2 separate regions of the Homo sapiens genome follow, and region 2 is linked to region 1. The links are chromatin loops, found by intact Hi-C in ENCODE. Cell type or tissue: transverse colon. All regions are shown on one strand. Links, peaks and the distances in the headings refer to the core of each region. The heading gives the core; the rest is flanking DNA. Region 1 has its middle 270 kb from the start of CBLN1. Region 2 has its middle 330 kb from the start of CBLN1.

Evidence for each region. A loop is a pair of places that touch in the nucleus more often than their neighbours do. Peaks named below come from ENCODE experiments on the same cell type or tissue, not always from the same donor. Only the 100,000 strongest peaks of a DNase experiment are listed, where the experiment ranks them.
Region 2: it touches region 1 in a loop (17-fold over the local background); 2 of 110 quality-filtered maps call a loop at or near these places.

What each region holds. Positions count from the first base shown.
Region 1 is chr16:49,012,203-49,015,115 of GRCh38, forward strand. No RefSeq gene overlaps it. Among named protein-coding and RNA genes, the nearest start is that of CBLN1, 270 kb to the right of the region's middle. In transverse colon, for the core only: no CTCF peak of the experiment used is centred there; no DNase peak of the experiment used is centred there; H3K27ac peaks cover 1,371 bases.
Region 2 is chr16:48,948,878-48,951,790 of GRCh38, forward strand. No RefSeq gene overlaps it. Among named protein-coding and RNA genes, the nearest start is that of CBLN1, 330 kb to the right of the region's middle. In transverse colon, for the core only: no CTCF peak of the experiment used is centred there; no DNase peak of the experiment used is centred there; H3K27ac peaks cover 532 bases.

The DNA.
Region 1 (2,913 bases), core at 138-2,637:
CTCCCACCAGGCCCCAGCTCCAACATTCCATGAGATTTGGAGGGGACATCCAAACTCTATCAATGGAGACAGTGGTGAAAACATTGTACTATGGCCCAGACTCTGTGCTTGCTGATCTCATTAAATCCTCAGGATCCCAGGAAGAAAGAACTCTTTTAATCCCATTTTTCAGATGAAAACAGCAATGCCCAGAGAAGTCAGTTGACTTTCTAACCATCCCATGGCTGCTGCATGGCAAAGCCCAAGCTGGACACACAAGTGTGTCTAACTGGAACCCAAGACCATGGCCACCTTGCTAAATGTACTCTGTAAGGATTTTCCCCTCCCTCTTTGAGTTCCTCAGCTTTACCCCACATGGCACATCCCTCCCCACCTCCACACGTGAGATGCTACTCAGACATGTGTATTTCCTGCTTCTCTCCTTAAAGACATGTAGTAGATCCACCATTTCTAAAGCACCCTGCAGTTTTTCAAGGCCATGCACATCTATCGTCTTTCTTAACCATCACTGTAACCCCCATCCCATCCCCAGGCGTGTCAGCCAAGGCTCTGAGAGGCTGAAGCACAGCTTTTCCAGTGGCAAGGCTGGGACCAGTCCCCAGTGTCCTGATTTCAGTTCATCTCTTCTGATGGACAGCATGCTGTTTCCTGGCACCTGGGGCTAGAGCAGACACTCTCAAAGTCATTGCTGAGTTTGATTGAACTGAATTGGGAGGGAGATGGGTTCCAAAACCAAAAGCAGGGGAATGCAGCATCCTGGACGCTCAGTCCCAGAATTGTCCTTATCTGCAGGCTTCAGCTCACCAGCTGATGGCCTTGATGTCATGACCAGGCCTGGGTTGAGCCAGGCCTCCGGGAAAACCCAGCCAGGAGCCACAGTGTGGGAATCCACTGCACAGACACAAGCCATGACGGCATCTCTTGCCTGCCGGCCAAGCTTTCCTCCCTCCCCCTGCCGACGGACGCCTCCACCCCAACCCTCACCTCAAGCACCAGCAGGAGCTCTCACTCTCCTCCTGCCCCCACTCTGCTGCCATCTGCCAGGCTGTGCACTGGCCTAGCTGTGCCCGGGACTGGGCACCAAGCCATGGCAGCACACGGGCCTGCAGGCTGGGCGGCCGGGTGAGCATGTGTGAGCCCTGCATGTGCTGTGAGGCTGCAGCGCAGCCGGGCTCCTTGTGCCGGGGGAGGTGGCCATGTGGCATGATTGGCAGGAAGGGTGGGGGTGGAGGCCTGGGAGGGAATGCAGGCAGGGGGCACACTTCTGCAGCTGCCCAAGTCGGACCCCCAACCTGCAATGGGACTAGAGGAGTGGGTCGAGGAGAAGTGGAGCAGCTGAGCTGAGCTAACAGTGCAGCATCCGGCGTCGCTGCTGAGTCAGCTCTGGACAGACGTGGAGGGGCTTAGAGTCCTCTGCCTCTTTGCAAAAACCTGTTTTAGCAACAAAAGAGTGGCTCCCATTCATTGAGCACTTACTGCACGCTGGGCATTATGCCAAGCAATATCCTTAATGGTACCAAATCCTCACCACAATCCCATGAGGGAGAGGCTACTACCATCCCCATTCCATGACAGAGGAAATGAAGATTAGGGTTGCTAAAAGTTATCCTGCCAGTAAGTGTGAAAGCTGGAACTCAACTCCAAGGCTACTCAGCTCCAAATGCCACGTTTGCCTCCTGATGGTGCTGTCCCCAGCATCTGAGTCCTCCACACTCAGGAGGCTCTTGCCGGCTCCCTGTGACCTGTGTTTTCTTAAGTGGCATTTATGGAACACTTAAAGTTTACTCGAATGTGTTGGATATTAGTGGGGAGCACATAATAGAGATGGCCGTCCAGCCACGTATTATCTCACTGAGAGAGTAAAAAATGAGCTGGCAACCAAGCAAAACCAGCTGGCAACTAAGCAAAACAGCTAGACCAGAGCCTTAAACCCTACTAACAATGAGACCCACCAGGAAAGCTTAAAAAATACCAATGCCCAGGACCTACCCTGGCTCCCTGAGTCCAAGTCTGTAGGAGAGGGTGCTAGGATCTGGACTATTAGAAGTTTCCAGGGCAGTTCCAGTGACATATCAGTGCTGAGATCCTCTGGGATGGAGAGTTCATGGTACCAAAGCTCAGACGAAGAAATCATTCCTGGAGGTTGATGTGGTCAAGGGAGGCTTCCTGGAGGAAGAGAAACTCAAGTGTGTGTGTGTGTGTGTGTGTGTGTGTGTGTGTGAGCACGTGCGTGTGTGTGTGTGTTGAGGGGTGGAATGGGGAGAAGAGGGTATTTCACATGGCAGGTGGAGCAGGGACAATAGGCGTGAAGCCTTGGGCAGGCAGGAGCAGCACGTGTTTGTGGATGGAAGGAAGCCCATTCAGTCAGAGCACAAGGACAAGAAGTGAAGTCCTCGGGGAAGAGGACAGAAAACAAGAGGCCAGTTATCACTGAAGGCTCAGATGCCAGCCTGAAGAATTCCATTTATTCAAGTCAACAAACATTTGTTGAACACCTACTGTGTGTTGGGCACTGTTTCAGCCCCTGGGGATTCATCAGTGATTAGACAGATTGGAAGTGGCATGTTAGCTGTGGAAAAATAAGTGAGCATATAGTGAGTGAGAAGATGATGCTATACACGGTGCTGGGTGTGTGCTCCTTAGAGAATGAGTAGGGGCTTGGATGATGTGAGGGGAGGACGCTGTCTGGAGGAAAAACACTGCAGGCAGAGGCAACAGCAGGAGCACAGGCTCTACCCCGGGCCAAGACATGCTGGGAGTGCCCAGGGAACATCTCTAAGTTCAGTGTGGCCGGAGCAGAGTGGGCAATGGAGAGGGTGGCGGGCTGCACTGTCGGGCCTGGCAGAGCAGGGCAAGGCGTTTAGATGGAATGTGAAGACCTTGTGCCTTTCCCACTTTGGGATCAGGCCCTAT
Region 2 (2,913 bases), core at 209-2,708, 63 kb before region 1:
TGCTTAGGGCATGGTAAATGGTGAAAATGTTAACCATTGTTATTAAAAGTGTTTCCCAAATCTTGTCCTATTTGATCCCCACAATACTGTGAGGTCAGCTAGGGCCACGGGGTTAGAACCCTTATTCTAGAAGGAAACAGAAGTTCAGGAGAGCTAAGCTGGAAGGGCTAAGTTGGGCTGGAGCCAAGTTCTTTTGACTCCATGTCCAGGATTCTTGTGTGATGCCACCTGTGAGTTTTAGTATTTGACCTCAGACCACACTGGTGCCTGATATTGTTTTCCTTTATAATTGTTTACAAAAGAGGATTTTATAAACCGTCTGAAATCCTCAGTCTCGAAGTCAGCCTGGAATAGGCATTTTTATATGTAAGTATGTCAAGTATACACCTTGGTATTACAATTAGTGATTTAGCATCCTTGGGAGAGAAGATATGTAAAGGCATTTCATTTTTTTTTTTTTTTTTTTTTGAGACAGAGTCTTGCTCTGTCACCCAGGGCTGGAGTGCAATGGTACAATCTCGGCTCACTGCAACCTCTACCTCCCAGGTTCAAGTGATTCTCCTGCCTCAGCATCCCAAGTAGCTGGGATTACAGGTGCCCACCACCATGCCCAGCTAATTTTTGTAGTTTTAGTAGAGACAGGGTTTCACCATGTTGGCCAGGCTGATCTCGAACTCCTGACCTCAGGTAATCTGCCCGCCTTGGCCTCCCAAAGTGCTGAGATTACAGGTGTGGGCCACCACGCCTGGCTGGCATTTCATCTTTTATCTTTTCTGTCTGTAGTGGACTGCTGTCATTTTACTGGTTTCAAGACGATTTAACTTCTTTTGCAATATCACCCGAATTTCCTCTCAGGGAATGCCCATACAGGGTAAGTGGTGGGGCTCTCAGTTTTACTCTTCTTGTTTTCAAGTGGCTAGGCCTCTGTCAGACCAGTCCCCCAGCCTCTCCCCTGCCCTCCATTCCTCCCCAGGGAGAGGGAGTGACTCATCTGTTTGGTGCTTTTGAGGGAAGAAACTGGGCATGATCTGCTCAGCTTCTTCTGCCTCCTTCTCTCTTGGGGTATACACATTCCTTTGTCTTCTAAGCTATAATTTTACAAGGCCAGGGCCCTAAAGGGGAGACCTGCAGTTATCCAGTTCTGCCTGTGATGGGCTGTCTGTTCCTGAGATTTTAATACTTAGACGCTCTTTGCAGCCAAACAATGAAACTACATTCTCCAAACCTGTGATATTTTGCACCCCATATGCCTAACCCTGTGTCTATCCTCTTTTAATTGTTCTCAATTCAGGCAGGGAAAAGAAGGAGGTCATTTATTAGCCCCTCATACTCTGACCCCCTCCCTAGCTCTCAGTCCCTAGGATTTACCTGGGGCTGGCCCCACCTACCCAAGCCTGGGTCTGTCATATAATCAGGTCATGCCAATCAGCACATTTCCATCCTTTTGGTCATAGTAATTAGTTCATACTTGGGCACACAATCCAGGTTGACTCAATGAGATGCTATCCTTGAGAGTTATTGGATTATTTTGAGAAAAGTTATGATTTCTGCTGGGATGACTCAGAGAATATAAACCGAGACTTACTGAGCTTCTTCCCGCCATAGAAGAAGAGCCTGCTTGAATAGAGTTGACAGAGCAGAAAGCACAGCACAACTTGCTGATTGGACCCCCATCCCATCTTGCCCTTGATATTGGCCAATATTTACCATACGCGTCAGCTTCCACTGATCTTTCTGTGGCCCTAGGTGTCCTACAGGGTCAAGTTACCCTATTGGATAAATAAAGGCTGACCGAGCCTGGTCTATTGAATGGACGTGTTCATTTGTGTAATAATTAATCACAGGACTTAATGTGCTTGGCAACTGTTACCTTCAGCACATTCTACATGATTCCATAGCTAATCACCATTTTTGTTATTCTCTCAAAACCCATGAGAAAGATGCCCACACCACTCCCTAATTCCCTCTGCACTTAACCAGAAGAGAGAGAGATGATGATCATCATTGCCATCGACATCTTTCTTTTGCTTTTCTTTCTATTTTAAAGTCATGTCAGATAAATGGCTAAATGTAAACCTAAAGACAGGTGGAGGGAAGTGTTCACATTCGTGTGTGAACTAAAACTAACATAAGCTTCTTGTCAGGACAAGTTTCAGAAGGGGCTAAATGGATGTTAATCCAATTCTCCAGATAAGAAACTGAAGCTGCTCCCCCTCCCCCTCCCCCTCCCCCTCTCCCTCTCCCTCTCCCCTGTTTCCACGGTCTCCCTCTCATGCTGAGCCGAGGCTGGACTGTGCTGCTGCCATCTCGGCTCGCTGCAGCCTCCCTGCCTGATTCTCCTGACTCAGCCTGCCCAGTGCCTGCGATTGCAGGCTCGCGCCGCCACGCCTGACTGGTTTTGGTGGAGACGGGGTTTCACTGTGTTGGCCAGGCCGGTCTCCAGCCCCTAACCGCAAGTGATCCGCCAGCCTCGGCCTCCCGAGGTGCCGGGATTGCAGACGGAGTCTCGTTCACTCAGTGCTCAATGGTGCCCAGGCTGGAGTGCAGTGGCGTGATCTCGGCTCGCTACAACCTCCACCTCCCAGCCGCCTGCCTTGGCCTCCCAAAGTGCCGAGATTGCAGCCTCTGCCCGGCCGCCACCCCGTCTGGGAAGTGAGGAGCGTCTCTGCCTGGCCGCCCATCATCTGGGATGTGAGGAGCCCCTCTGCCTGGCTGCCCAGTCTGGAAAGTGAGGAGCGTCTCCGCCCGGCTGCCATCCCACCTAGGAAGTGAGGAACACCTCTTCCCGGCCGCCATCACATCTAGGAAGTGAGGAGCGTCTCTGCCCGGCCGCCCATCGTCCGAGATGTGGGGAGCGCCTCTGCCCTGCCGCCCCGTCTGGGATGTGAGGAGCACCTCTGCCCGGCCCCGACC